Regions from separate parts of the Homo sapiens genome. Here all the other regions are linked to region 1. A link is a loop called in an ENCODE intact Hi-C map of the cell type or tissue named here. Cell type or tissue: dorsolateral prefrontal cortex. All regions are shown on one strand. Links, peaks and the distances in the headings refer to the core of each region. The heading gives the core; the rest is flanking DNA. Region 1 holds the start of ADGRL3 (adhesion G protein-coupled receptor L3). Region 2 overlaps ADGRL3 (adhesion G protein-coupled receptor L3). Region 3 overlaps ADGRL3 (adhesion G protein-coupled receptor L3).

Region 1 (10,678 bases), core at 1,085-9,084:
TTTGTAGAAATAGTCTAGTCAACCATATACACAAATAGATCAGGTTACTGAATACTTAGTGATAAGGAAGAGCTATGGAATGGCATTCAAATACTCTGACACATTCACCTTCAGCTAAAGACAGCACAATACACTGACACACACAGTTCTAATGACATCAGGACCTGTGGAATGTATGACTGCTAGGGAACACATGCTGCTAGGAAACAAAGAACAGATCTGATCAAATCTTATAATGTAAGGACTGGGAATCATTGTGATTAGATCTTGGAAAATGGGAGGACAAGTATTCTTTAATCCTCAGAAATATTTGCAAGTATAAAGACTTTAATACGTATCATCTAGAAATGAAACAAATACGTGAAGCTAGATTCTCATGAATTAAATCAAAATTTTCTAAGTTTTCTATTAGGGTGATGGCCATTAGCAATATCTCTCATAAAAATATAACTTAAAGTCAGGCATCAGTGATTCAGTGTCTTTTGCAATCTATGCTTTTTCAAGAGGTCAAGGTCTTTAAAAAATAATGAAGATATCCAGAAATTATTGTACCTAAAAATAAAGTACACTGTTCCATTAACAGCCCTATACTTTTTAAAACAAAATAGAGCACAAGTATTTGCAACAAACACCAAAGCAGTCAGAGCTAATCTAGACCTAAGGAATTTAATACATTTTAATTATTGAAAGTAAAAAGCAGTTTCACTTGCAAAAGTAACACTTTATAAACTGTGTTTATCTATGTACAGTCTTTACCCTTGCTTTGGTTACAAAAAAAAAAAGATTGGGTGAAACAAAGCTGAGAGATAATTCAACACACAAATATCCTCTTAACTCCTATACAAATTATCTGGTATCCTATTTTGGTGATTATAAAAGAGCTGAGAATTCTATCCTATTTGTAATCCACATGCAGATAAATTGGGCGCCAGAAGTCCAGATCATTTAGAATCATTACAGATGGAAAAATATACAAAAGAAATCTTACCAAACTCTGTTTATTCTCATAGGGAAATATAGGAAAGTCTCCAAATGAAAAAGTGCTAAAGAAGTGTTTCTTTGCAGATTCTACGATGACATTCTTTAACTAGTGATGAAAGCCCATATGACACTAAAATTAGCAGACTGCCTATTTACTTCAGAGCAAAACACAGAAGGCAATTTTTCCTTCCTGCCAGAGTCTATGCGTCTCCTCATTTCCCCAGCAGCTGGCTGGAAGGATGTAAAATCAGAGGTGCAAGAAGCCTTATACTTCCTAATGAGTAATACAACCAGGAAAGTAAACACAACAGACGACAGCAGGTTAGACTCTAAAGGAGACTGTGGCAGGAGTGCTTACACCGTTGTTTACAATGTGCTCTAACTACCGCAGGCAGGGATCACACGCAGACACAGGGAGGAGACACCCTGGAGGTGGCTCGCAAGCCTCGAGTTCTCCCAACTGCTATGATATCTCTGGCCATAAATAAAAGCAGCGCATGTTTCTATCAGAGGTAGGAAAGTGGCCAGAGAATTCCAGGGACCAGGAGTTACGCTGGCTGGACTCGATTACTTCAACCTGCTGGAGAGATGACTACCCTATGAGGTTCTCATCAGGGCCATTCTGGGGTGCATCGAGCGCTGCACCAGCGACTCTCACGCGCCGCACGCATGTCGCCGAGCTGCGCCTCTCCAGGGGAAGGGGACACGGCAAGGTTTCCTCGCCACCCTGCGGGGGCCCCCGTGGCCTCCTCAAACCAGATTTTCCAGTTAAGAGGATCCCAGGCGATTTCAATAAGCAAGCTCAGCTCCAGCAGCATCAGCTCCGGCATCCCCGCAAATATCTCTCTGCCGTCCCTGGGGCGCAAAAATGCGCACACACTCAAACGCTGACTCCGCCGCCAAGTAAGGCTGGTAGAGGAGGTCGCCCCCACCCCTACACACCACACACACACGCACAGACACACACACACCCACCTATAGTGCTGGGGGCCTGGCACCCTAAGCTTCTGAGCTCCGACGTGGGACCGGAGGCTGGGTCGCGGCAGCTCAGACGCTGCGCTGCAGCCTGGAGCCTTCCCTTCTCCTCAGAGAAGCGCCGAGGTGCCTTCTCTCCTACCTGTAACCCGCCAACCGCGACCACCAATGCTCTGCCCACCCCGCCCCGGCGCCGCGGCCGCCCGGATTCGTGCAACACCGCCGCCCCCCGCCCAGTGCCCACTACCAGCACAGCGCAGCCCGGGCCACCCACGAAAGTGGCAGCTTTCTCCAGCCAAAACCGCCTAACAAAGCCTGGGCACGCAGGTCTAAACCAAACTGCCGTGAAGGAGACACAACAGGCAGGGCGCGGGGAGGCAGCGCGACTCCAAGACTCAGGGGCGCGACCTGGGCAAAAGGGGCCAGGGATGCTCCAGGCAAGCGTTGAGGGAGAATCGCGCCGGGCTCGGCACCCTGCATTTTCCATCTTCCCAGAGCCCAGCTTCTCACCCAGACCCTGTCCGTCCTCCAGCCCGCTCCCGCCTCCAGCGGCACCAGTTCCAGCCTGACGGAGAAAAGTCGCCCTCCTGTCCGCTTTCTGCCCCCACCAGGGGATGCCACTGGGGTGAGAGGAGAGGGAAAATTAACGGGGTGGGAACTGTTCCTATTCCCCAGCGTGTGCAGCTGCGAATGCGCCCAGTCTCTTATCCCCCTCACTCCCCTCGGCCGGTCAAATCGCCCAATGGCTGGAAAAAACTCCAACCCGCGCCAGACCCGAGCGCCCACCAGCCAGGAGGTTCCCTTCCCGCCCCGCACCACGACCGGATGAGTGTGTGTGTGTGTGAGGGCGAGTGTGTGAGTGGAAGGGCGAGTGTGCATGCACCCCGCACCCCCTCTTGTTGCCCGCCCGGTGGATGCCGCCGCCTGCGCCCGGCCAGGGCGACCCCTATTATGAAGAGTGCGAAGAATAAATTACCTTTCGTAAACGCCGGTCCCTGAGATCGTCCCATCAGTTGCTCAACAACCTGAAGGCGGGTGCAGTTTCCACAATCCAGCCATTGAGCCCGGGGCAAAAGACCGGCCGGCCCCTGTGCAGACACCCCCAACCACACGCGGCAAATAACGAGAATCGAAGCGCAGAGAAAGCAGCAGGAGGGTGGAGACCCCAGTCAAGGAAACAACAACAAAAAGTCTCTCTTCCCTTTCTTCCGCTACACAGCCACGGAGAAAGGGGAAGGAAAAAGAGAGCCAAATGTTCGCCTTCCTTTACGTTCCTCGCTTCACACACCCCAAGGGGGCAAAAGGGGAGCGAAAAGAAAAGAGGGTTCAAATGTCTCTCCCAGTCCACAGTTGCACAACTTCGGAGTCAGGCTCTGTCTCCAGCAGCAGCCGAGGGACCCAGCGGCAGCTATTAACATGCGGCAGTCATAGCTGGGGCTGCTTCTCCTTCTCTTGCTGCTGCTGCTGCCGCCGCCGCTTAAGAAAAGACGCTGCCGAAGAGACCAAAAATCTTCCACCATCCCCCCAGCCGATCTTTATATCCAGTTCTCCCACCCCACCCCCCTTCTCTTTCTTTTTCTTCTTCCACGTCCTCCCCTTTCCGCCTCGGAGCGGGAGCGATGGAATAGGTAGGGGGAGCCGCGAGGGCCAGGGGTGGCTTCTCCGCCAAACCGTCCTCCTCTTCGTCCTCCCGAGGCTCTCTCCCAGCCGAGGGTCCCCTCTCAAGCCCGCAACCTCCGCGGACAGCCGGAGCGAGAGCCACACAAACTCCTTCCCCGGTGCACGGAGGGGGCGCGCAGACAGAGCGGGCGCCCGGCCGCCGAGGGCTGCGTCCCGGGGGCCGGCGAACCCCGAGCCCGTGGGGTGGATGATTAGCTCGCCGGCCGGGCCGGGCAGCTGCGGGCATGTGGGAGCTTCATCGCGCGGCCCCGGGCTCTGCGCCGCCGCCGCTGTCTCTTCGGTTCTTTCTCTTCTTCGACTCCCCAAGAGCGAGCGAGGCACTGGCGCTCTCCAGACACGCACACTCACACACGCGCACACACGAGCGAGCTCCTGCCAAAGCAAACCGTGCAACCCGCGCGCGCGCACACCCGTAGGAAGAGGACCAAGGCAAAAAGAGAAGAAAGAAAGGGGAGGGGGCGAGTCACAGGCGGCGGTGGCGGCGGCAGCAGCTGCCGGAGCGGAGGCAACGAGCAGTCCGAGAAAAACCAGCAGCAGCGGCGGCGGCGGCGGCGGCGGCGCCCACCCCGACCAGCTGCAGCATCTGCATCCCCGCTCCTGGGAACTGGAGCGAGCGGTGCCGGGCCAGCAGGCGAGGGGGGCGACGCGCAGACAGCGGGTCAGAGCGCGGGCGCGCGGGGACCGTGCAGCCTGCGCGCGGGGTAGGCGCAGCCGGGGCCGGAGCGGAGGCCAGAATGAGCAGCGGTCGGGCGGGCCAGCGGCAAGAGCTCCGAGAGCCGGGGAGGGGGCTCGCGCCAGGGAAAGGGGTGGCCGGCAAAACCCGGATATGGAGTGCTCGTGGGCTCCGCGGCGCGGGCTCCACCTAGCAGTTCGGCAAACGCTTGGAGGTGGGAACGGGAGGGCTGCTACTAGAGGCTTCCCTTTCAGGGTTTGTCAGACAAAGGGTACCTCTCCAGTGGCTTCGAGGCCCGCCTCGGCGCTCGCTCTCCCTCTCTCTCTCTCTCTCTCATTCTTTCTCTCTCTCTCTCTTCCACTTCCTCCTCTGTCCCTCCCTCCCTCTCTCCCCCTCCCACTCTCCATCACCTCCCTCCCCCCTTTCTCCTCTTGTCTTCCTCTCCCACTCCACCCTAGGTGAGTAAACGACATCAGCTTGAAAGTCCTGCCAGTGTCTCATTTTTTCAGGTGCGGATTATTCCGTATTTTCATTATGCAAGTACCGAGTCTGAAAATGTTTCCTGCCTTTGGTCAATTTTATGTTCCTTCAAACTTAACTCGACCTGCAAGTTCATTGCACGGTTTAAAGTATCCCTGTCTGATGAACAATCGTGGAGATTCAATTATCTTATTTCACATCATCAATGGAAATTACCATAATGGATACAGAAAGGTGCGGATTCCAAAACCATGCCTTCTGACAGAGGAAAAGTCTGGTCAAGTTAAATGAGTGGCCTTGGTCAATTGCTGAACCTTTTGGTGCCTTCTTTGTAAAGGAGACTGTTGATTACATAATTTGTAAGGTCTTTTCCTGCTCTAAAATGTCGTGATTTCAAATGGCTAAGATGTTATTTTCTATACCAGTACACTCAAATCATTAAGATTTATCATATTCATTCAACAAGCACATTACATCCCTAGCTAAATTTCCCAAATTGTATTTCAATGTATACATTTAGAATGACCTAACGACTTCTAGGAGCTCTTTAAGAGGTAACATCAATCCTAGCATATCTGAAGAACCTGAAACCTCATTAGAATTAAAAACATACCCAACACAAAGTGACAGTTAAAATGTCATTCATTCTTTAAAGCTCAACTCCAATCCAACGTTCTCCAAGAAGCCTCTTCTCACCAAGACTCCTTCCCCAAAAATCACTCCTTTCATGATACCCTGTAACATTTTGATGACATCTCCTCTAACACCTATTTTATTCTGCCTTTTTCCTTGTTCCTTTTTAATCATTAATGGTTTGTCCATTTGCTTCTTCAGATTACAGTTTTTCTTGAATGCAAATGGCTAGTTTTAATCATCTGTATAAGGAAAGATTATATCTACAGTCCTTTGCGCATAGTTAGTCCTTTAAAAAAATTGGGGGTGGGAAGGGAGATTTAATGATATTGCTGAATTCTGACCAACTAGATGTTCACAAGCTGAAGTTATGCTACTTGAATTTGCTTAATACAGGACATCCATGAACTCCCCTGGGTACTTAAAGAAAATACAAATTGACATCTGGAGTCACTTGTTACTTAAATAGTTTTGGAAAGAGTAAACTCTAGCCAATTGTGACAAGAGGCTCTTATTTGTAAAGGAGGAAAAATGGAAGTTACTCAATTCATTTCTCAAATGCTTAATGGTTGTATTAAGTATAATAAAACAACCAAGTAATAAAAATAACATTGTAATAATATATATGATGACAAGTATAGATATTAAAGATTATTAGTGGTAGCATCAGAAACATTAAATACATATTTAATATTTATTTAGATCGATAAAAATATATAATGACAATATATAGATATTAAAGATTATTAGTGGTAGCATGAGAATATTAAATAAATAGTAGCTATAGATCAGTTTTTAGAATCATCTTTAACACAACAGAGGTCTGGAGGGATGCAGGAAAATGAAATTTCAAAGTAAAAGTTTTACATGTATATTTATACACACACATATGTACACACATAGATATACATATATGTGTATCTATATAAATGAAATATTAACTGAAAACTAAGCATAGTCAGTTAAATAAGTAATTGGAAGTGTTCACCACGGAGGAGTTGACCACAAATAAGCAAAATTACAAAGACAATAACGAGGGAGAAAGAACCAAAAATCGGGGTGTGTGAATAAAAATAACCAATGAGTAAAGAAAAGCAATGAAAGAAAGAGAATAGGTTAATGGTTTGTATAACTTAATCAAATGTCAAGGCAGCATTATTTAAGGCAGCTGCTTATATTTTAATCTCAAACTTCATGCTTCCAAGTCATTTTTAATCTCATGGACATAGTCTTCTATATCTGATTTAAGACATAAAACATCCCACTTCATTGCCAGGAAATCCATGACTCTTGCCAATGTTCTTCTAAGGTGAAGCTTCCATAAAAATAAAATAAATTCTGTGTCCTCTTAGCTACTGTATTTAACACCTATGTTACATATATTTAACACCTTCTTCTCAAGGAGAAGACATCATACAGATGATGTTTGAGCACAGATACTATCATATGATGTAACTCTGTGCAAACTAGAGTGGTTTTTTAGAAAGATGGCACTGTAGGCTTCAGCACCGTTAAAATTGAAAAAAAATAATTTTTACCAAAGGGAAAAGGGCTCTAAAAATGAAAAAAAAAAGTGATTATCTAATCAAATAAGATAAAGAGAATTAAAACATTTAAATGACTAATTAAAATTTTTAGACCAAAGACCCTTTCAAATCAATAAGAAATATACTAAGATCCCCACAGAATGGAAGTTTAGAAAAGACCTTAAAACCATCTGTTCACAGAATAAATACAAATGGCCAATAAATGCAAGGAAATATGTTCTGCCTATAGAAATCTAATACATAAAAATAGATCCATTTAGGAGATCTATCATGTTTCATGTTTTTACCATAAAATTAACTGAAATAGCAACAGTGCTCTATTACTAAACTCTAACGAAAGTGTGTTGAGACAGGCATGCCTCCATGCTAGTAATATATAGTGACACAATTGCTCTAGAAAGGAAGCTGACAATATGAAACAACTGCTTTATAGAATATATATGCCACTAAATCCAGTGTTTCTATGTATAGATATCTCATCTACAGAAAAAAGCAGAGATATGGACAAGGATTTTGTATAATGATATACATCTCAGCCATAATTGCTATAAAAGGGGAGAGGGTATGTAATGTTTACATATTCAAAGTAATCTTGCTTTTTTCATACTCAATAAAAGCCCCCTTATCGGAATGAAATCAATAGTTAGTGGGAAAAAGTTGATAAGCAAAAATAATTTTTTAAATGATGCATACATACTATATTAGTTAAGATTCAATTTGGCTTCAAGCAACAGAAACAAAAAGTAGCAGTGACCTAAACAAGACAAATTTGTTTCTTTTTCAAATGAAAATCTAGAGGTAGGTGGTCTAGTGCAGGTATGGCCCTCAAAAGCATTCCAAACTGAAATAGACACTTTGTCTTCTTGCTCAGCCATCTGTGGCCACTGTTGCTAATTTCAGTTCCAGCAATCACACCTACCTTGCAAGAGCAAGGACGAAAGGGAAGAAGGAGGAAGAGAAGAGCATTCTTGTATCCAGGGAAAATTTCCTAAAGTTGCATACACCATTTCCCCTTTCATTCCATCCTTTACATGGAAAATGTAGACTACTCTAGGCAGTCATGTGTCCAAGTGAATATCAGGATTCTTTCATGATTTAGCTCCTCCTCATCCTTTGGCTTACCATTGCATACCACCCTGGGCTGGGCTTGCATATATTAGTCTTTCAGTAACCAAATGTGTGGATAATGCAGACACGTGACAGTGCTACTCTCACATGAAATGACCTTCTACTTCAACCAGATGTAAGCTTTCACAGGATTTCAAATTACTGAGCTATTGCCATCAGGGACAATACTCTCTAATACTCAGTCAGATATCCGCAGACAGTTACTATCTTAAATGCTACTGGGCCTAAATTCACTGACAAATCAAGGTAATCAGAGTTAAATCACATCTGCAACGCAGACAGCAAAGCATAGCACTCAGACTCCTAGGATGCCATGGCATGATTAGAATTTTAAGGCATTTGGTATTCAGTAGAATAATGATGCAAATATGGATTACATAGGGCTATCAGAACATATTAGACTACCCTATGGGATAGCCCAATCCCAAGAAGCACTCAGTGACCCTTTCTGTACCCTGGGATATTTCTCAAAGGACCATTTTAAGTCTATAAAATCTTACCCAGATTATATTGCCCTGCTAATTTGGTATCTTATATTCCCTCCTTGCTTCAAGTTATTCACCCTTCTTCTTTTTCAATCCAAAAAAGACCCGTGAATTCTACATTCTTAATGACTTGGAAGCTTAGCTATAGATACAGATATCAATATAGATGTAAATCTAAATATTTTTAAACAGCTTCTCCTAAGTAGTAAACATTTTCCACATATTGACTTCTTTTCTTCCAATGGAAGTGTCTCCTTAAAACTCTTTATTATAATTTCTCAAATGTTTGCATACAGCATGCCAGTTCTGAAAGACTGTGAAAGCAACAAGTCTTTTTTTTCTTGTAACTTGGTTTTTTTCCTGTAACTTTTCTAGCTACCTTGTCTTAGATCCCACAGTTAGATTACCTTTCATAACTCCTCATTAGTTTCAACACAGAATGGTTATAGCTACTCACTATAAATGTTAGTGATAGTACCCTGCTCTAGTGGAAGTATTCAGCACTCAAAGAGTTGCGTTAAAAGTGTGACATCACGGTGCCTAGATTCTAGTCTCCAGAAATATAAAAGTATTCAAGAGCCCAACACTATTTTCTTAAGATCCTCTCATCTTTATAAGATAAAGTATACAAATATGTTTGTACTGTACTAATGAAAACATCGTGGTCAACCAGAGATAGTCAGTAATAACTGTCATAGTCTAGAAAGGAAGAAAATGGAATTTTTGATCCTTTATAAAACACTGCCACTTTTCTGGGCTCTGCTTTTCAGCCTCACTCCTTTAAGACTATAATAGACACAGATAGTAGATGCCTGACTCATAATTACCCCTCCTTCTCTGAGAACAGCTTCCACACATGATTGGGCAGATGTGTCTATGAAGTGGCCTTGTTCATACTATTTGGCCCTGACTCTTGGCCATGGTTGAAGGGTCCAGGTACAGGCAACTAATGCAGGCTTGGCTAATCAGAATTATTGTCAAGAATTTTTCAGACTGTACTATACCAAAGGTCTCAATATATTCTTGATGGTAAGGAAAGCTAAGGAGCTATCTACAATGGACTGGATGTTTGTGGCCCCACAAAACCCATATATTGAAATCCTAACTCCCAACATAATGATATTGGGAGGAGAGGCCTTTGGAAGGTAGTTAGGTCATGAAGATGGAGCCCTCATGAATGAGATTGGTATCCTTATAAAAGGGACTTCAGAGAGCTCACTTACTCTCTTTCTGCCATGAATAGACATGAAAAGCTGGCACTCTGCAGTCCAAAAGAGGGCCGTCACTAGAATCTGATCATGCTGGCACCCTGATCTATTTCTCAAGAACTGTGAGACATAATTTTCTGTGTTTATAAGCCACCTAGGCTATGGTACTTCATTTTAACAACCCAAATGGAATATGACACTTTTCACAGCTACATTATCTGCCACATGGTGGTATCTAAACCTGACTTAGTGCAATATTTTCCTGAAGAATGCAATCAGATTAAAATAAATATTGCTAGACTTTATCATAAATTCCTGTTTCTTTTGAATGCATATTTTAAATCCCAAATCAGATAAGCATAGGGAAAATTCTGTATGGATATGCAGTTATAATGCTAACATGCAGTCTGTGTTATGGTGATAGCTAGGAAGTTAGCTTCTCCTTCAGATTACCTACTGGATTTCCTTAAAATCTGAGCTCATGGAAGGCATACAGCATTACTCTTCTGAGAATGTTGGTCACATTATTTCTGCAGTACTCTCAGTTAGATGATTTTCTCATATCTGACATCTTATTCTATTATATGGCTCACCTCTTTTCCTATAAATAACAAAAATAAGATTGATCAGAAAATAATGGTTATTCTCCACTCGGAAATATGAGGGGTCTTCAAAATGTTCACAGAAAGTACATATTATTAATAAAAACTATGCATGGATTTCAAAACTTTACTGCACCAAAATAAACTCATACTAACTTGTTATAACATGACTGATGATGATCTCATTTAAGGCTCTGAGAAAGGTAAAACAAAAGTTTGAAAAGAGCCCCTAGCAGAGAAACATGCATTCTGCTACAATTAAAGCAAAACCAGTCATCAAATTTAT
Region 2 (10,678 bases), core at 1,828-9,827, 76 kb before region 1:
CTCTCCTGCATTTGCTTCATGGCGATAAGGCATCTAGAAGGAACCAAAGGGAAGGAGTACCTTAATCTGAAGATTCAGAAGTATAAATTCTGCCTTCTCTTCCACACCTGTTAGTAACTTAATGCTTCATCCAGGAATAAAGTCCCCATAGCCATTTTTAGTGATTAACAATTTCTAAATGCAATAAAATAAAGCTACCTGCAAGCATTGTAAGTCCTCTTAAAATATTTAGTTCTCATTAGAGCCTACAGTTTTATGTGCGAGAGATTTTACTCTTGGGGTACCCAAAGGTTAGGTCAGAGAAATATTGTGAGATAGCAAATGGAAGCTTACAAGTAAAAAAGCTTTAAAAAATAATAGCAGCAATGGACAAAGCTAAAAATCTGGATGTGAATATTATAATTTTGCTGGTCTTTGGGATGGTACCCCATTCGGTACTACCTTTTAAAAATGGCTACTCTCTTAAAAAAAAACTATTACCTTTTTTAAAAAACTGAAAATAGTTTTATTACTTTGATGATAAGGCAATATTTGTCAACCTTTAAAAGTTAGGCATATATATGTATATATATGATAAATACCAGTAATTACTGGAAGTATTAACTAATATATATGATAAATACCAGAAATTACTTGAAGCATAACATTTTGATGCATAATATTCCAGAGCTTTATATATTATTGTATCTACCTATCAATATGTTTCTTCAAAAAAAATTAGGTCATATTAGGTGACTGATTCATCTTTCTTGTTCCATAAAATACCACAGCTATTTTCCAGTTCAGTGAGTGTAAATTTTGTATCAATAGTTTTAAATGTTGCAAAGCATTTTGCTAAGTGGATATATTACAATATATTTATCTATCTCTTTTTGTTAGACATACAAATTAATTCTAATATCTTGCTATTAAAATATGCATCCTTACATGAACTTCTGAAGTTAATTATCTATTTCCTTTTAAAAAGATGTTAGATACATTTTTAACCATTAAATAATAACAATCTTGTAATTTAGAAAGCCAATCTACTCTGAAATAATTTTCTCAGGAAAAATAATTTCAGACAATACAAAACTATCATTGGGGAAGGAAATTTTAATTTAACATTATCTAATGTTTAATCTCTATTACCTCTCCAAAAACAACATGGTGTACTTAAAGGTAATCTAGTATACTAGGTGTGTTAGGGAGAAGAAGTAACACCTTTTACAGCAACATCTTTTATTTTCATTAATTTATACTTCTTGAAAATAAAGGCCAGGCGCAGTGGCTCATGCCTGAAATCCCAGCACTTTGGGAGGCCAAGGTGGGTGGATCATGAGGTCAGGAGATCGAGACCATCCTGGCCAATATGGTGAAACCCGTCTCTACTAAAAATACAAAAATTAGCCAGGCATGGTGGCGTGCTCCTGTAGTCCCAGCTACTCAGGAGGCTGAGTCAGGAGAATCGCTTGGACCTGGAAGGTGGAGGTTGCAGTGAGCTGAGATCACGCCACTGCATTCCAGCCTGGGCAACAGAGCGAGACTCGGTCTCAAAAAAAAAAAAAAGAAAAAGAAAAGAAAAGAAAAGAAAATACTTTAAACCAATTTAAGAAAGAAATAAACTGCCTGGGTTTGTATCTCCTCTATTAGTGTCAACCTTTTCTGGGATGAAGGTACCACAACACTTCTCAGAGTACATTCCTATGTATTTGTACATTTGATATAGAAGTCTCAACCAGCTACTACTACCCATTAAGTAGTTGCAACAAATATTTATCCTTATTTTGCAGACGGGGAAACTTTGGCCAAAGGGGTTAAGTGACTTGGCCATATCACATATTTATCAATAGACCATATAAGAATAACGCACTTGATATCAATTTCCTGAATCCAAGTGCTCTTTTCATGGGGCATGGCGGTGGATGAGGGGTACAGAATTGGAGAAAAAATATATACATAATAGATGGACAAGGAGGAAAAGCAGCAACAGAGACATGTAAAGTCCTCAAATGGAAAAGTAAATCCATGAAGAAACATGGTAAATCCAGCCACATTGGATTGTATCACTTTTATACATATAGAATCATAGATGTGGCCTTAGATAGCATAAAGTCCAACCACATCTTATAGATGAAGGGCTAGCTGTAATTTTTTAGGTCTGAGCTTAAATGCTGTCTATTTAAAGATGCTTCCCTTGACCACACTCTCAAAAGGAAATCTCTCGTTACAATATTCATATAAGGTGCTCAGCAAACATATTTTGAATGGATGAATGGGAAGACACTAACCTGGATGACAGGAAAAAATGAATCTTATTCAGAGAACCTAGCATTCACCTAAACTAGTATTCAGGGAAACTATTCACCTAATAGATGCAAAACAAAATACTACTCAGAAATGTCAATGAATACCCAATTTTGATATAGCAGTTTACTTATAAGTAAACTAAGTATCAGTAGTGATACCCATTTGGCTTCAAAACTCAGTCCAAACAGATCCATATTTTTAAAGTATCTGCCCCTAAGCTGAAATATTACAACTTCCATTATCACATAATGCAATATCCTTTTTGAAACCTGTCTAGACAGTCATGATCTGCTGGAGTCTGAAATATTTTTCTTTTATGATCATGAACAGACGTAGAGCAACAACATGTTTAAAGCACTAAATTGTAGACACACAAGGATTTTATTACTAAAGGAGTTTTGCTCAACATGAATTAAGCGTTGGCATGCCTGCATGCAAACATACAAAATCTACAGTAAAAATTAAGCTTTGATATTGTACTTGCTCCTATCTGTTCCTTTTTGTATATGTGCTCAAAACCATTTCTTACTACTGAAGTGCTTCTTTTGCCCTTTGAAGTAGTACCACGGCCAGGTGCAGTGGCTCACACCTGTAATCCCAGCACTTTAGGAGGCCAAGGCAGGTGGATCACTTGATATCAGGAGTTCGAGAACAGCCTGGCCAACATGGTGAAACTCCATTCTCTGATAAATATACAAAAAAATTAGTGGGCATGATGGTGCATGCCTGTAGTCCCAGCTACTCAGGAGGCTGAGGTAGGAGAATCACTTGAACCCGGGAGGTGGAGATCACAGTGAGCTGAGATCATGCCACAGCACTCCAGCCTGAGCAACAGAGTGAGACTCCGTCTCAAAAAAGAAAGAAAGAAAAGAAAAAGAAATAGTACTGCAATGTTTGCTAAGATATTTTGGAATCTGATGTCATGTTTCTGATTTTCAACACTGAGACTACTACTAGAAATAGCATAGAAAACGTTTTAGTCGTTTTCTAAAAGCTAAAATTCAATTTGTTACTAGCTCATTAATTATTTTTGCTCAAAACTCCAGGGTTTTGATTTGAGGAGAAAATTCCCTTGAGGAAAAAAGAAATATTTTTAGATCTTAGCTGCATGTCTGTCAGGGAGCAAGAGAAAGGGCAGATGAAAGGGACAATCTTTTCAACATATAAACATGATTCATGACATAACTATAGGCAGCCAAAGCCAGTTATAATAGGTTTTTTCTTAAAAAAAAATGAAAGGATCAGCTGTGTCTCAGTTGAACAATTTTAAGTATCAAGATCCAGGGGAAACATTACCCAATTTTACTTTAATCTGTTCTCTTAATTTCCTGACCAGCACTTTGGAAATTGTTGACTGCTCACAGTCACAAAGCCTTACAATGGAGAGTTTACCCAGCAGGTATAAAATCTTGGCTGGCTTCCCTCATGGGATTAGGTCATTACTGCTTCTTCTACAAGTCTGAGAATCTGTCTATATGCCAGTTAAGTGGCCACTCCTAATATTTACATTGCTAGGTCTAATATGAACAATAGCATTTATTTTTATAATTTATTATAAGCAATAGAGCTTAAAATACATTTTGACACATATTAATTTATTTGATCCTCACAACAGTCTTTTTTGGCACATTGGATAGATATCATTATCCTATTTTTATAAATGAAAGAGATGGATTTCAGGAAGGTTAAGTAAATTGTTCTGAACAACACAGCTGGCAAGGCGTGGCTCTGGAACTGGAATTAAGATCTTTAGACTCCTATTCAAGCATTTTTTTCCCACTATATCCCTGTGATTTTGGATTGTGGATTTTAGTCAGTTCTACACCAAGATGCTGACTCTACCTAAATAATTTAAATTTATTTAAACCTTGACCAAAAAAAGAGTATTTAAATAAGTAAATATGACATAAATAAATTAAATAAAATAAATAGGTTTAATGAGAAGGGGAGAATGGAACTAATATGTGTGTTTCTACCTGGGTCATGCCGTATAATACGTACTTTTTATGTTATCTGCATTCATCAAGACAAAGCAGTATGAAACATTTACTGAACTAATCTATGCACCGTTCTAAAAATCGCATTCATAGCTCTAGTCCTTATAACTCGGTCAGGCTTATATTATCATTCAGAAAATGTAGAACTTGAGGCTCAAGAGAATAAATGATTTATTGGTCCCAAATTATACATCCACTATGTGGCAATGTCAGAAACTGAACTTAGATGCCTGGCCCTAGTAAAGTTTCAGGGAATATTATGTAGGTCTTATAAACTCCATCCATAGGTAGTCAGAAACCATCAAAAAAACACTTGCTAAAATTCAGACTTATCTTTTAAATAAACAAATGAAATAGGGGGTAGTTTCATTCTAATAGTTACAGTAGAAAATAAAAATTTAAGCTTGTACAGGACTTGAAGTTTCCAATTTCTTTTAATCATTAATTTTTGTATTCTCACAACAGTATCTGTTCTGTTTAATATTGGGTATTATGATGTCTACTCTGATAATATTGGGTATTATCCCTATTTTTCAGATGAGCACAATATGAGTGTTAAGCAGTATGCCTAGGAATTCATGGTTAAATTTTTTTTATAAAAAATAAAAAGAATTAAAATGCAGGCTTTCTTTCTAAATTTCAGTTGTCTTCTTACTAAAGTCCCAGCTTGCAAAAAACAAAATGGGAAGACTGTCTAAACAAGAAAAATAAACCTGACTAAAATGAAGATCAGTTATATTTTACTAATTGACAAAAATGAATTAGAAATGTACAGAAAGGATTCAAAAATCTATAACACAAAATGATTCCTTAAACACATCTGCGGAAATCCCACTAAACAATTTAGTACAGGAATTTCTAGCCCCAAAAGCCAAAACAAAGAATAAATGTGATCAAAATCTGTAAAATCGTCACTAGTGACAATTCACTAAATTCATATATAGCAGAATTGAATGCTGTTCCTTTAAGTTTAAAGGAGGCAAATGTATAACAAATGAAAAGATATATTATCTATACTGCAAGCATTACACATAAAAACCCAAGAAGTCATACAGACAGAAATACAAATGGTTTAAAAGCATCTAGACTTATGGCTGACATACCTCTAATGGGGTTTGTCAGGGAAGCACTAGAGTAATGATGGGGAAAGAGCCTTCTTTGTTGAGGATGTCAACATACTAAAGATGTTGAGGAAACTATAATATATTCCTTTCTCCCCAGCAGCATGACCTTTATTTAATGGATTGGTTTTCAGAGTAAGATAATCAACTTCTTCTGTCTAGCAGCCTTTGCACCTAGGTACTTACTCTTCATTTCACCAGAATAACTCTCCCGTCTTTCTGTTTTGGGCCTGCACCCTTATATCATGAACTCTGATGCCAGCTTATTGTCTTTTCACTAACGCCTTTCTTTGGCCTGTGCTACAGAGTCTGAGCTCTAATGCTTGGAAAAAATAATAAAATAAAAGTTGATTCACAAATGTCTACTTCTTTAATCTTTATTTAGTTTTCTACTTTTATTTTTAAGAGAATAAATAGATTCAACAGGGTCTCCCCTGAGGCCAACAGACATCACTTTTATTTTAGATATGTAAGTAACCAAATGCCCAGTCTTGATCTGTCTAGACATGGTTCACACTTAAAGGCCTACAGGGACCAGGCAGGTTATATAAATGGGTCAAGTGGGTTGAGAAGAAGTAATAGCAAGTGGCAACATCTATGCCAAACTGAAACATGCATGCTCCCTCTAAAGCAATCTAATTCAAATTTTCAAAGAACATAGAGAAACAAACTTTTCAGACTAGATCGACTATGCAGGACACTCTGAGATTTCTGGGGAAAAACAGAAAAACCAGACGCCCAGTGCTTTATCTTCAGATAGTATGTTGATTAGATAGCATACTCTTTATCAACATGAACTCATGTATGCACATCCTATGAAAATGAAAGCAAATACCCTTTAGCTACCAACACTAGGCAGATGCTCTAGGAGATTTAGCTATCATTAAATGGTAACTTTTGTGACTACTGAAGAAAGTGTTTTATCAGGTTTTAAAAAGCACTGTTTCAGGTACCATTCTAAGTTGATAAAGGCAGAATCCCTACCCTCAGATAAACTTATAAAGATAGTTACTCTGATAATACAAAAGAGTGAATCACAGGTTTAAATGGCACAACTGACAACATTGACAGCCAAGAAAAATTACCTTGTTCCAGTTGTATGAACAGTATGTAGTTTGGGGCAGTATAGCAGGTTGACTCCATCATCTATAAATTCTGTAGGCTAAAAGTGCCCTCAGTTGCAATTCTGGGCCACTGCTTTACAGAACGAACAGTGAACCCTAGAAAAAGAAAGTGACTTTCCCAAGGTAAACAAACATACAAACAAAAAACTAGTTAGTGGCAAAGCCAGAAGCAGATTTCAAAGTGTCCATCTTGTTTTGTTTTGAAGACAGGGTCTTGTTCTGTCACCCAGGCTGGAGTGCAGTGCAGTGGCATGATCACTGCAGCCTTGATCTTCTGGGCTCCATCCTCCCACCTCAGTCTCCCACGTTGCAATGACAACAAGCGTGCACCACCACACCAAGCAGTTTTTGTTTGTTTGTTTGTTTTTTGGTAGAGACAAGGTCTTGCTATGTTGCCCAAGCTGGTCTTGAACTCCTGGCCTCAAGCAATCCTCCTGCCTCTGCCTCCAAAATCACTCCATTTTATCTGGCCCAATCTGGTTTTCTTTACTAACCAGCACACTGTCCCTGATAACCAAAAAAACAAACACAGAACTTACATTTTTTAACCCTTAATATGTTGTTTTTTAAATCACATTCTGGTAAATATAGTTATTCAACGCATTTACTGAGAAGCTCTGGGCTAGATACTGAGAGTATAAATTGCTGAACACAGCATAAATAATCCTGCTCTCATGGAAATTCAGTGTTACAAGGAATTTGATGTTTTCAACATGGGGCCAACATAGTTTAAAGCTCATAACATATTTCTTCTCTTCTTGTCTTCCATTAATGGGATACAATTTGAAAGTAACTCCTTAATTTCATACTGGAGATGGCAGTCTCTCCCATGGATTCTATGATAATGTTAGCATTTATCATTTTTATATTTGCTCATTAAACTGTTAGAGATTCTTCATGACGAAAGGTAGAAAAAGACTATTCATGCCAGGACTCTGTCACCAAATACTTTTCAGACTTCTATACTTTAGCTAACTTTTTCTTACCAAAGCTATTCAAAGTACAGCAGCTTCTTCCTCTGATATTGCTACATATGCACTTTAAGGTTTCTCAATCCTTTGCTCATTTATTATGTTGTATATGGATTCACCTTTTAATAGAAAGATAAAGGTCACCTTAGCATGCTTTATTATAAATGGGATTGCCAAAGACAATAGAGTCTTTATTGTAAGAGTCAGAATTTTCAGTTTTCAAGCTATTAATAGTTACTATGTCAAATTCTCTTAAAATGCCATTCTTCTATGCCTAGGAACAGATATCGTTGTGGGAAGAAATATCTTTAAAATAAATATTAAAATATATATTAGTCAATAACACAAAATGTAATTAAGACTTGCACCACCAATTCCACGGGGTGCGGGGAAGTAGTAGTTAACAGTGAAAGCATTTGTGATAAACTTCAAATGTTTTATTAAATGCAGCTGTGAATTGATAAATCTGAAAGTATCTGAAGCCACTCTTACATCCACATATTCGAGGGTAGGGAATGAAGTGTAAAAAAAATTTTACTGTAGCACTTGTAAAATGGCACATTTTCTAATGCTACTTCTTCTTTTTTCTTTTTCTTTTAACGTTGGCTAGGAAACAGATGGTAGCAATTCAATGCCACAAAATACGCCACAAGGCCTTTCCATGCAAGCATATTTTTCAGCAAGTACAGAATCTGTGCAACTCTGCAGAAATGGCTAAGTGCATGGGCACATTCATGGTGGAGGAGGGTAAATATGTCACTCACACTGAGTAGACCAAATTTCTTCATATCCAGGACCGGCCATCTAAGCAGTGACTTGCCTCTCCCAGCTGGGAAAAGACACTATATTGCGTAATTCCTTTCAAATACCGTACTTAGGGAAAACAGAGCTCCAGCGTGATGACAGTGGTCTTATTTAAACATTATTTTCCATGGCAAAACACAAAAATCCAACAACAGTAAACTAAAATCTGGTCCTGAGTACATCATGTCTCCTTACTCTGTGTTAAAAACGATAGCAACAACAAAAATAAAAAGAGCTAACAGCTCAGAAATTGTATTAAGCATTTACATAAAACTCATTCCAGTCTCACAACAATCCTACCTAGGTTTTATCATCATCCCCTATTTACAGATAAGAATACTGAGTAGTAGAGAGTGTAGGTAACTTACCCAAAGTCACACAGCTAGCATGACTGAGGCAAACCCAGCCACTCTGAGTCTAGGATCCACATTACAATGTCCTACACCTCTCCAGAATACCACACAATAGCTAAAAGCTGATTTGACTTATCTTCAACATACTACTTTAGTAGAGCATGTTTTATACAGGAATATCAAGTATTTTGATAGGCATTTGATTACACAAACCCTCAGTAAGTTTTACTTTAAATGAAGATCATTTCCTCAGAAATATCAAAATTAATTCAATAGTTTTGACAATTAAAGTCACTCAAAAGCTACTTTTCATTCTAAATTTGATGTATGTCAATAAAACAGCAGAATCAATGTTGGTTTTAATTAGCGTCACACTGAAGAGTCCTACTAGAGGCCATAGCAGTGTATTCCATGCTGTCTGAGGAAATGTTAGAATAGGGCATTTCTAATTAATGAAAATCATGACTACGTTATTATTTTAATTTAAAATGAATGCTCATAAAGTAAAATCTGTCCTATAGTCCTCATTACATAAAATGCAGGGCAGATATAGACATTAGATTTATATAAGAAGTGAAAGCAATATTATTCTTACCAATTAATTTTCTTTTATTTCTCTTGAAAAAAGTAAGATATTACTCTATTTCCCATTTTCTTTTCTTACTTTTAAAACCTAGGGCTGATGACTTCCATATACTGATTTTTTTGTCATGAAAATTTTGTCATTAAAATTAAAAAAACTGACACATAAAACTTTAAAAATTAGTATCATGAAACCATTTTTTGTAAACTCTGTAGAAGCACTACAGAGCACTGCTTTTGCATAAGAAATCATCTGCATGATAAAGTAAAATGTTTTAGTGTCTTATAAGAAACTACAACTTAGAGAAATCAGGGATTCTAAGTAATAATCACATATCCAAATTACATGGAACTGACTGTGAATTGATTCCACTACCCAAAGACCTCACAAAATCAAACACTTAAAAAACAATGTATTTTCATCTCTAGTGGTAAATTTAACATATACTGAAAAGATCTTTGTTAAAGAACTACATTTTCCTTCCTCTTGCTTTGCATTAAACATCACACAAATGAACAGCAAGCATCTAGAAGTAGATGGAACTATATATCACCCATTCATTCTATAAAGAGAATGAAGATTTATGAAAGGGAAACCCTTTTACTATTTAGCTCTAAGAGAAGCCTAGAGATGTTCATGACATCTAAATATCCACCTCTTCCAAAGTTAAGTGACGTCTTCCTCCATCCTGGTTCTGTGAAAGGTCATTTACACATTAATTCTGGGCTGGCCATGAATGCTGTTTCTGAGTAATCTGAAACAGTTCAAAAGCAGTGTATAGTCTGTCATAAACTAGTAAGTTCTAGGACACAGCTGCCTTCAGCAAAGAGTTCAGAAATGTGGGTAGACTTCTCTGTTTCCTTACCTGTCTCAGCCTTCAGTAATTTACTTTTTGTTGTTGTTGTTCAATGCTACAAAATCAATCTCATAAAGAACTACTTCACATTGATGTGTGTATAAAAGCACTATGTACCATAAGATAGATTTCACTTTGCAATTTTTTCCATTTAAGGTCTAAAGTACTAAGAAATCTTAACAAAACTCTTATTCTAAGCCACAAATAGCTCTAGGGGAGTTATAGTTCTTAATGCTATAATGCATAACCTCATGTGAGATGAGACATTTGAAAAACACGGTAACAGTCATTTCTGTCAAGTCTTGAAGAGCAAGGCCTTAGACATTCAATGCTATACAACTGTGAAGAGCAAAGATTTACAAGACATATAAATTTCACAATTTCATTTTTCCTCCCTGGCCCCGGAAGTCACTTGAGTCTATAGGCCTGACTTCAACTCTGAAGACCTAGATTTGAATTCTGCCACTTCATAGCTAGATTTCCCTGTTACTATTATTTTTTTAAGAACACTAATACCTTCCTTTACCATTTTCTAAGGGAAGGTGTCTCACATGCCTCTCATATAGGAGGCTCTCAATAA
Region 3 (10,678 bases), core at 541-8,540, 65 kb before region 1:
GAAATACCTTCTAAAAAGGGCACACACCAGAGAAAAGGAAGAAGGAGAAGGCAAAAAGCTATTAAAAAGCATATATGCTATTAAAAAGAGAGAAAAAGAATGTCTGAATTCTCATTCTACCTTGATGTTCTAATTAAAACTGGTCATACAGCAGACACTGCACCTGCCAGCCAAAAGTTTATAATGAACAGAGAGACTTACTGCAGAGTCTCTTATCAGTGCAGCTCCCTTGGGGCCAAAAATATTGATCTCTTTCATTGAATAAATACTAAAGTAACAACAAGAATCCATTATGTCTGACCTAACAAGAATTTTTAATTGAACAAGTTACTGTCTGAATGCCAAAGAAAGAGTGGATATAGTATCACTTACCATTCTCTTCTTAAAGCTCTAAGTATAAAGGGCAAATGATGAATGAGTTGACGCAATTACTTATTTTCCCAATAGTGCTCTCCAAATACATAAATGTCCCTAGTTTTAAAGAATTAATGTAGGTTTTTGCCATCTTAACAACTTGATCATATATTTTCCATAATCTAGTAGCAATGTTTCTCAAGAAATTATCTTGCTCAATCAATCAAATGATGCATTACAGGTTTAACATTTAATTTTATATAATGTATTTTTCCAAATATGTGTCATATTTTAACATGCCACACACCACTGGAATAAAATGAAAAAGAATGCCATTTCTTTCTCTTTGGAGTTGGTTATTAGCACTAAAAAGTATGCTAGCAACTAGATGTTAAATATTTCATAGATCATTTCCTCAGGAAATTAAGTTACATGAAAATTTTTCTCAAACCACAGTATTTACCTCAAATAAATGGCTGAGGCCCAAGAAATTCTTATACAACTTTATTAGACCCTGGGCTAAAACAAAACAAAATAATAAGATGTATATTTGGTTAGCTTAATCAGCAAATAAAAGATAACTATTCCTCTTGAGATAAATTTTGCATTTTGCATCTACATAGAAAGAAGAAATAAAATCAGAGGAAAAAAGCTGCTGCAGTTATTTCAAATTGCACTTTTAGGCCTGTGACTTTTGCACCAAAAATTGGACTTTTTCCTTTAAAAATAGGAAAAAATTTTGAAATAATTGAAGCAATTAGTTAGCTTACTGAGACAGAAATTTCCCCCCAAGTTACCAATACTTTATTTTGTTTTGGTCAGTTAGTAATTTAGATGCATATTAAAAGGAAAATAAATGTTATGAACTTGAATCCGTGTTTGAGAAAACCAGTCATACATTTACATGGAGTCATTTAAAAATGGCACGTTGGCCAATGTGATGATTATATATAAATTTTAAGGTCAGATATCTATTTTTCCTTCCCAAGATTTTGTGCTAAAAGCCTGCTCCTATACTTCCATAAAACTTACTTGATTAGGATGTTTTATTTTTTAAAGTATTTTCAACATCACTTTGTAGATATAATTATGCTACCTATTTTATAATTATAGTACTCTAATCAAAACTTTAAAATAAAAAAAAGTGAAGTCAACTAAAACTCTCCATACCCTAACTCCAATTTGAGACAGATATCTTCTCTGAAATAGATACAGTGATTAAGTTCATGTACAGCCTGCCTTTTTATTGAGAGGCTCACAGTTTTTGTATGCCAGTACATGAGAGAGAGGCGGGAAAAGAGAAAATAAGGCATCTTTGTTTATTTGTTACTGAATCATGATATCAGGAAAAGGGGCAGCCATCCCTATTAATCATACTTACAATATCAATTCACAGTAAATGTTCATTCTATTCTGTGCTGTAATGTTGAGAGTGGTTTTTAGGAAAGCTAAAATCAAAAGAAAGATGAGAAAGCTGACACTGTAGGTGCAAATGAATCCATCTGTGCTTCCTCAACTTTCTAGGGATGATATAGCATGGTAGTGGAAAATAGGAAGGTGCTTGCAAGTTAGCCAGTCTCTGAGCTCAATGATGGTACAGTAGGGTTACAGGTATTCTCTCTGTGTGACTCTTATTTAACACACATGAATCCTTCTTAGGGGAGGGAGCAGAGACTTTTATTCCTGCTAAGTTGCAGCTATGACCTTCCTTGAAAATAAGAAAATGCTGATTGATGCTTCATAAATATCACATTCTGGCAATTCATTACATTCGACATTTATTTTGTTTTTAGAAAAGGTTATTATGAATATAGTCCAATGGAATTGAAAGTTTAATTTTTCAGCTAGCACTATAACTGTTTTCATTATGCTACTTATTTATTTTGAATCTGCTTAAATCTTTTAAATATGTTTTAAGTATGACATTCAATACATCAAACCTACTATTAGGCTCAGTATTATAATACTTTGACAAAGTCTAATACTAAGACTAAATTTAAAATATTTGGAAAAATACTATTAAAAACTAAACAAAAATAAATTGATTAGTGATAGTCCAGCATATTTCCATTAATGAAATTATGATTTTGAACTCTCCACTACCTTATTGCAGCAACGTTCCTATGATTTTACTATTAAAGAATGATGGCACTGACATTAGTTCTGGCTTACTTCAATTACTGGACTACTCTAATTTGGAACAAAAAGATGTTTGTATTAAGCATAAAATATATTTGGAAGGCTTAGATTTACCTTACATATAAAACAATTTTCATTCTATAAGAATAAGCATTAAATTCGAAATGACAATTATGACACTCAGAATTATGTCATTAAATTTGTATCGCTATGTTTTTATATTAGTCTGTAAATCTCAAATGGAATCCACAAATTTCAATATGGGATCCACTGCAGAACATTTCCTATCTACAAATTCTGTCCACAAACATCCAGTAAGGATGTGGTAAATCAAAGCAATACATGATAAATCTCTTTTTTCAATAGAAGTGATGTTAAAATTGAATGGCATGTTCTTAGAGTCTAGAACTCCCACTATGTAAAAGTCCTCCCAAATATAAGTCAGCTGTTTGTTCTGCTTTATGAATATGTTTGAGCACAATTTAATCTAAAAGTATCTACAAATGCATTTAAAGATGTAAGAGAAGTAAGGCATAGAAAAAGCCTAGAAAACATCTCTGTCTAAAGTCAGAAAGATCATGAAATGGAGAACCAAGGCCAGTGTCAGAAAACCTTTAGAATACGGACCCTTAGGATATAATCGTTCAGGGTGGCTAGAGGAGGCATGAAGCAGAAAGCCCAGAGAACCTCTCTGAAAATGGAATCATTGTTAGAATAACTATAAAGTATAAAAAAATTTAATCAGTAGGTTACCTGAAATGGTGCAAATTACTGTTGAGTTTGTTATCAAGTTATCACATCCTGTATGAAAATTCTAGAAATATAAAAAGACTTAAATATGCGAAATTCAAAAGTTAGTATTCCAGAATTGCATGTTAAATTTACACCACTGTAGATCATTTTCCCCACATATCAATGTATATTGATGTATGTGGTTTTGCAAGGAACAGGGAAAAGACAAATTCCAAAATGCAAATTTCGAAGATTATATTTTAAGTTAGACTTGTACTGAAGGTCAAAAATCATAGATTGAAGCTAATTCTTCACATTATCTTACTGTGTGTGCCAGGACCTCCTATCTGCTGGAAATGACGAACCTCTACAGTATGTTATATTGCTTTAATTCAAAGGCCAGTTTGATTCAGCACTTTCAGTTATTCATCATTGCTCAAGGCTAGTAAATTTCAAAACTTGTCCATTTCAGCCAATTATCTCACTTTTTTCTCCTGAAACAAAACTCCTGATGTTATATTCTTTATCACATTACATAGCACTTTTAGCTCACAGAAATTGGAGGTTGCTTAGAATATAAGGTATTCCCAGCACATTTTTCTGCCACTGTTCAAAGCCACTTTAGTTAACTACTGTCCTCCGCTTAGTTGTCCCAGGGATATAGGAAGTAACTGTTGCTATCAAGGGGTGGATAAAAAACCTAGAAGAGACAGCCCAGAATCATCAGGCATATGGCAGCTCTCATGGAGCATGGGAAAAGTCAGTAAATCAAACCCACCTTAGAAATAATCTTGTGAATTGTGAATGTGATGAATAAAGATCATCAGCAAATGACAAAGCTTCACGTATTGAAACCCAGTATTAACAGGTTTTTTTTCCCAAGCTGTTCTTTGGTAGATTCTAATTTCCCAGAAATAAGAACTATTACTCAAGTTGATACAATTAACGAAAATCAGCCCAAAGATTCTGTATACAAAGATAACACCTACTACTGATCATCAAATAAGCATGTTTTGAAGTTTGTAATTTTGTCTTCTCACTTTTCTTTTTTTCTTCCCTACCTTTTCCAAGTAGGAAATCCTACGAATGCTCTCTTGCCTCTTACTTGGGTGACCAAAAATACAACTTTATAGACCAACTGTAACCACGAAACACACAAGATGCCTTTTACTGACATACATGGTTACTGAGACCTATGACCTTGGCCTTCTTAGCTTGTACTGGTACTTACTGAAAAGGTTTTGTTTATTTAAAGAAACACTTTTTCCCAAGCATAATGTATACTTTCAATACAATGCATCTCTTTTTCCCTCCCACTGTGTAGAGCACAAGAGATAAACAATGGAATTCCAGTACTAGCAGTATTTGCCATAGGTCAAGTATACTACTCTAAATGACAATTCTCTACTTTATTAGTAAAGGGCACGTTTGATAGAGTTTCCTACTGTCTTCCAAGCACAGTATTTACCATTATAAATTAACAATTTGACATAAAGAAAGCAAACCTTTGTGTAATATACACTGGTTTTACTTTTCTTGAATACATACATGGGTGATTTTTAAAAAGGAAGAAAGGGAAGGAGAGAGAATCTGAATTTTTCTGTGATTTAGAAAGAAGGAGCAGCCCTCATACACTTACTATATGTCAAAAACCTATTTTATAATGTCTTTCCAAGTTTATAATCACTTTGAGAAAAACCTAAATCTAGATAAAATGGTCCTTTGCTATGTTTGCCGATTTGGGGTTCCAATTGTGGAGAGGGTAGTTTAAGGAAAAGGTTAATTAACACAGCTGGACCTACATGAAACATTTTTGAAGCTAACACAATTTCAATTCAGTCCCCCTAGAAATCAGTTCACTGGAATTCTTGGCTTTCTCCCAAGCAGTTTCTTAAAAAGGTTACCAGCTTAATTGAACGAAATCAGAGTCTGCAACCGTCAACAATTATCTATAGAGCAATACTTGTTATTAGGCTGAATAAAATCAAAGTTAGAAACCAACCACAATTATTTATGGCGCAGTAATTCTCAATATTGGCCAGTCTGATTGCATTGAACTATTAAGAAAACTTCCTGAAAATCTACTTGTTTCCTCTTTCATGCAGACACCACACAGATAATCAAGGATACCAACAAGCCTATCTCAAAATAATTTCCCGTTATTACAAAGGAAATCAAAATTAACCTGGAACGAAATGAAAAAAAAAAACTACCCTAAATGGATAAATAAACATAGCCTATTTTATCTATAACCATGAAGCTCTGGACATTACGTTTTCTGTTAACCAATGAATCACTTCTACTTTATGGTATGGGTGTTGCTTACTGTTTCAATACTTATATCTCCCTGGTCCTGGAAACTCTTTTTGATTCATTTGAGAAGCAAGTGCCCACAATTTTGATGGACAGAACTTGAAATGACTGAGCAACAGAGTCATAATCATACTGCATTGAATGTCTCATTAAACGACTAGCAGCACATCACATATCATTTAAGGCTTTTTCTGGTACCTCATGGAAAACAGAGACATTCTATTGAAATGAGTAGGATTTAGAAGTGTTTATACTTTTTGTAAAATGAAACGCTAGAATTATACATTAAAAAGTCAAAGAGATGAGACTTTTTCAGGGTCTTTTTTTTTTTTTCAAATGCACTCTATGCAAGACAACTGCTTTACAATTTACATTCAATTACAGCTCATACTGAAAGGGTTAAACCCCAGTTACCAGGTTTCTCCCCATTAGGAATAGCCTAATATTTTTTGAATGCCAAAGTGAATTTAAATATTATTTTTCTGGGAAAATTAGGTTTTTTTTAACCACAAAACTCAATTTCTATTAAAATATTTTACATATTATAAATTTCAGTTTAATTATTTGCACTTGATAATGTTAATAAAATGATATATATTCAGGAAATAATACAGCAAAACGTAAATTTGAATATGAATTGTTTCTGCAATTATTTTACATTTGCATAACCTTTTAATTTAGCTATTCGTTATCTACTTAATAAATAAATATATCAAGATTGCATTCAACAATTTTCAGAAATCACAAATATGAAATTTTCATGTTTGTCTTAGAATCTAACCTCTTATAAATATGCACAGATCCTAATTTTCTGGGGGCTATTTTGCAAATCTTCCCCAGTACTACCACTTGAGAGATAAGAAACTGGTGGCTGGTCCAGAAACATTTTTAAAGATATATCCTTCTCTGGTTGAGTTACAGCAGTTTTTAAAGAGTGGCTGTAGTGCATCAAATAACAAAAATAAGAATTGGTTCCACATAATTCAAATTATTTGATAAAAAGGATAAGGAGTCTGTGATTCCGTGGTAAGTTGGTAGAATTGTATAAAGTAGAACAAAATTAGAGAGAGAGAGCATAAGTCCTCAGCTCCTGTTTTCTTTTTCTTTTTTCTGTTAAGATAAACGCTCTTAACAATGACTATGATAGAATAAATACGATTAAGATAAAAGGAGGGCCCAAAAGAGAGAAAATGATAATAAGAGACCAGAGAAGTTCCGGTTACTGGCCCAGGTAAGAAGCAGCCCGGGTGAGTAAAAGATACGAGAATGACGAATGCTAATACAGTGTCTGGAGAATCTGAAAGCAAATGTTGCCCAATTTTTTTAAAAAAGAGTGAAATCTAGAAACAACACAATGGCGACCTTAATTTTTTTCTGGTAAAACCATAACTGATATAACACAGAATTAGCACTTAGAGAGAAAAGGGGTGACTTTTAGTGAAATCATGCCAAACTGATTTTATTTTCTAATTTTGAAAGGGTTACTATGATCAGACACTCAGCATACTGAATTTCACAAAGACCTTTACTACAAAATAACACATATGATACATAATAAAAAGAATGTATTATAATTACATTGTCATAGATGGCTGAATGATCATACCACATGCCAGGACACTGCTGTGGCACTGCCAAAATGTAAAAATCATTATTATAACGTGAGCATAGCAAAGATGACGCTCAGAGATAAGTCTTGATTCCATGATGAGCACCTTCAACATGGAATTGTGCTCAAAAATAAACCTTTGAAACATAGTTTACTAAGCCCTTCCTTGGTCTCTCTTAATATTTCAATCTCGTCGTTCCCAAACATCTCTAACTCCCCTTGAAGTCTAAGCTCTAACCCTACTGAACTCAGTTGACTAAAGAACAATCCTGTCTTAGTTTTGGAACTTCACACACATTGTTTCTTTCTGCCTCAAATATTTTTATCCTCACTCTTTTCATGGCAAATCCTAGCATTTTTCAGAGGTCAATTTAGATGTTACTGCTTTTGAAAGGAGATGCTCTCCTTGACCTCCCTGGCTGGTTTAGATGTCCTTGCAAAGACGACATTGTAACACTATATTATGTTTTGTAGCATACTTTATTGTTATTCTTTCTTTAATCATTTGTCTCTTTTATTCAGCACTATGCCTATAAACCAGCTCTTGAAAAAATAAAAATTCCTTATTTATAGTGTTGGCCAAATTCCATGGGAAAAATATCCTACCACCACCACACACACACCCTGGCAGATGTCAAAATACAATTGCTCTCTGTATCCGTGGGTTCAGCATTAATGGATTCAACCAACAGTGCATCAAAAATATTCAGAAAAAATTCCAAAAAGTCCCAGATACCAAACTTGAATTTCATGTGTGCCAAGTGCTACATCGAACCCACTCAAATGAAAAAAATGTGTAGGCCTTGTATTAGGTAGCATAAGTCATCTAGAAATGATTTAAAGTATACAGGAGGGCAAGGTGCAATGGTTCATGCCTGTACTCCCAGAACTTTGGGTGGCTGAAGCAGGAGGATCTCTTGAGCCTAGGAGTTTGAAACCAGCCTGGGGAACATAACAAGACCTTGTCTCCTTTAAAAAAAAAAAAAAAAAAAAAAGAAGAAGATGAAAAAGAACAAAAAATAGCTGGGAGTGGTATTGGATGCTTGTAGTCCCAGCTACTCAAGAGGCTGAAGTGGGAGGATCAAGCTTCAGCCCTGGAGATTGAGGTTACACCTTGGTAAACGGATATTTTTCTCTTAATACAAATAACAAATGAGAATGGCGAGTGTGTTGGCTCATGCCTGTAATCCCAGTATTTTGGGATGCCAAGAGGGGAGGATCTCTTTAGCTGAAGAGTTCGAGCCCAGCCTGGGCAATATAGTGGGAGCTTGTCTCTACAAAAAATACAAAAATTAGTTAGGCATGGTGGTACACGCCCATAGTCCCAACTACTTGGGAGGCTGAGGTGGGAGGATCACTTGAGCCTGGGAGGCAGAGATTGCAGCGGGCTGAGATCACATCATTGCACTCCAGCCTGGGTGACAGAGTGAGTCCCTGTCTCAAAAAAATAAAAAAAATTTTTTAAAGGCCACTAAGATTTTATTGCATAAGATTACAATGCTCCTAAACCAGTCTCTTAATTCAAGTGACGGTCAAATTTCTATGTATTGATGCATATTCTATGCCATGCATTCTGCTAGGCACTTTTCATTTATTATCTTACTTAACTCTTAGAACCACCCTAAAAGAGAAAATGAGACTCAGTGACATTAAGTAACTTTTCCAACATTAGAAAGGCAGTAAATGTCAAAAATAACATACAATACCGCATTGTCTAACACCAAAGCCTTTGTTCTTACCATTACACTCTATTTCTGGCATAAACTGCACTACACTATACAGACTCTATCCATTTCATTATTCATTAACACGGGAATCCGGCGATGCTCAGAGAAAAGAACAGACAGAGATGTACATTCTTGGTTTTTCATGTCAACAGCACTTGGTTAAATACTTTAGTAAAAGGTAATAATAAAATGAATACAGTTCATTTTTGCCTTTATCTGTTCTATCTCTCATCCATATAATATAAAACAACCATCGTTAGGTTTCAAATACCCTTCAAATGTTTCATATATTTACAGGTTTATTATTCAATGAAACCATCTTCAAATATCTGAATCATTCTGATCTCTCCCAACTCTGACCTTGAATGGTATTAATATATAGCATGTTTATCATATATTTTGACATTTAATCTTACACGTCTCATAAGCAGCAATGAAATTTGAATTTCCTCGATTGCAAGAACCATTTTAATGTTTTGGGGGGAATCCCTGAAGCCTCTAGTAGTGTTAGATTCAAGTACTTATTCAAATGCTTCCTAAATTGAATCATAAAGTAATGATTTTTGAAATTGTGGAAAAGAGAAAATCTAATATGTCACAGGCCTGTATCTTGGTAACCTATTTGAGTCTGCACTGATTTGCCTCATGTTATATTAGAATGTCAAAGATTTCCAATGAAAGTGAATATTTGAGAATATAAATATGTTCAAAGGAGAAAAAAAAGGTAACAGAAAAAAAGATGTAAAAAATAAACACTCCTGCTTTCCTCCTTTCTCACACCTCATTGGTGAGGAGGACATTTCCTAGTGATTTCAGCGGCGAGCATATGGACGTGCTGTTCAGGAAGGCTTCATGCAATATAAACACTACGAGGATAAAAGTGAAAACCCTAGGCTGTGGGAACAATTGCTTTGTTGAGTTTGCTTAGAATTAGGAAGAAGCCTGACCAATACTGAGCAGTAATGATCTTCTATTAAATTGTCATGCCTTATTTATTTATTTATTTATTTATTTATTTATTTATTTATTTATTTTGAGACAGAGTCTCACTCTGTCGCCCAGGCTGGAGTGCAGTGGCGCAATCTCGGCTCACTGCAAACTCCGCCTCCCGGGTTCACGCCATTCTCCTGCCTCAGCCTCCTGAGTAGCTGGGACTACAGGTGCCCGCCACCACGCCCGGCTAATTTTTTATATTTTTAGTAGAGACGGGGTTTCACTGTGTTAGCCAGGATGGTCTCGATCTCCTGACCTCGTGATCCGCCGCCTCGGCCTCCCAAAGTGCTGGGATTACAGGCGTTAGCCACCGCACCCGGCCCATTTTTATTTCTTAAATGTTAGATATGGTGACAATGGGAAGATGCTAGTGAATGATTTTATTGGCATATATCATGAATTCGTTTTGAGGTAAGTTCAATTGATGAGGAAGTGTGCCTGGAGTGATAGAGCTAATGAGGCAAATTTGGGAATGCTTTAAAATTTTGGAAAGATAGAGGAAAGTCCAAATTAGTATCTTCTTATTTTGATATGCGATTTAAGGAAGCAAAGTAAATAAGGGTTATTTTTATTGCATTAGCAATGTTCAATATTATCTACTTATACTTCCTAGAAGTAGGTTATTTTGTTTATTTTTGTGATATATATGAGTGAAGTGATTACCGTTGAGGTAGCTAACTTATCTATTGTTTATAGACTCCCTGATGTTATAGTTCTAGGGGCTACAAAGAAGAAGAAAGAATAGTACACTGGGTGTACGCTCCCACTGGTTAGACAACACCTTAGAAGTGTCAATAATAATTCACTGATT

Evidence for each region. A loop is a pair of places that touch in the nucleus more often than their neighbours do. Peaks named below come from ENCODE experiments on the same cell type or tissue, not always from the same donor. Only the 100,000 strongest peaks of a DNase experiment are listed, where the experiment ranks them.
Region 2: a loop joins it to region 1, with 3 times the contacts of the local background. A loop is called at or near these places in 10 of 110 quality-filtered maps.
Region 3: a loop joins it to region 1, with 2.3 times the contacts of the local background. A loop is called at or near these places in 10 of 110 quality-filtered maps.

What each region holds. Positions count from the first base shown.
Region 1 is chr4:61,194,020-61,204,697 of GRCh38, reverse strand. ADGRL3 (adhesion G protein-coupled receptor L3) reads right to left here and starts at 4,372. Exons shown (of 27, transcript NM_001387552.1): 1 at 2,933-4,372. It overlaps LOC124900173, which reads right to left and starts at 5,611. Exons shown (of 3, transcript XM_047416555.1): 1 at 5,524-5,611; 2 at 2,933-4,556. The coding sequence starts at 5,611. The coding sequence ends at 3,382. RefSeq lists an enhancer at 1,654-2,226. In dorsolateral prefrontal cortex, for the core only: CTCF peaks have their summits at 1,402, 2,559 (motif pointing right), 4,235 and 4,434; DNase peaks (open chromatin) are centred at 1,537, 3,407, 3,987, 4,237 and 3 weaker places; H3K4me3 peaks cover 4,119 bases; H3K27ac peaks cover 3,966 bases.
Region 2 is chr4:61,270,984-61,281,661 of GRCh38, reverse strand. The region is part of intron 1 of ADGRL3 (adhesion G protein-coupled receptor L3); the gene reads right to left. It overlaps LOC124900173, which reads right to left. Exons shown (of 3, transcript XM_047416555.1): 3 at 7,676-10,678. Among named protein-coding and RNA genes, the nearest start is that of ADGRL3, 76 kb to the right of the region's middle. In dorsolateral prefrontal cortex, for the core only: no CTCF peak of the experiment used is centred there; no DNase peak of the experiment used is centred there; H3K4me3 peaks cover 3,739 bases; H3K27ac peaks cover 6,043 bases.
Region 3 is chr4:61,258,654-61,269,331 of GRCh38, reverse strand. The region is part of intron 1 of ADGRL3 (adhesion G protein-coupled receptor L3); the gene reads right to left. LOC124900173 reads right to left here. Exons shown (of 3, transcript XM_047416555.1): 3 at 1-10,678. Among named protein-coding and RNA genes, the nearest start is that of ADGRL3, 64 kb to the right of the region's middle. In dorsolateral prefrontal cortex, for the core only: no CTCF peak of the experiment used is centred there; no DNase peak of the experiment used is centred there; H3K4me3 peaks cover 2,386 bases; H3K27ac peaks cover 5,955 bases.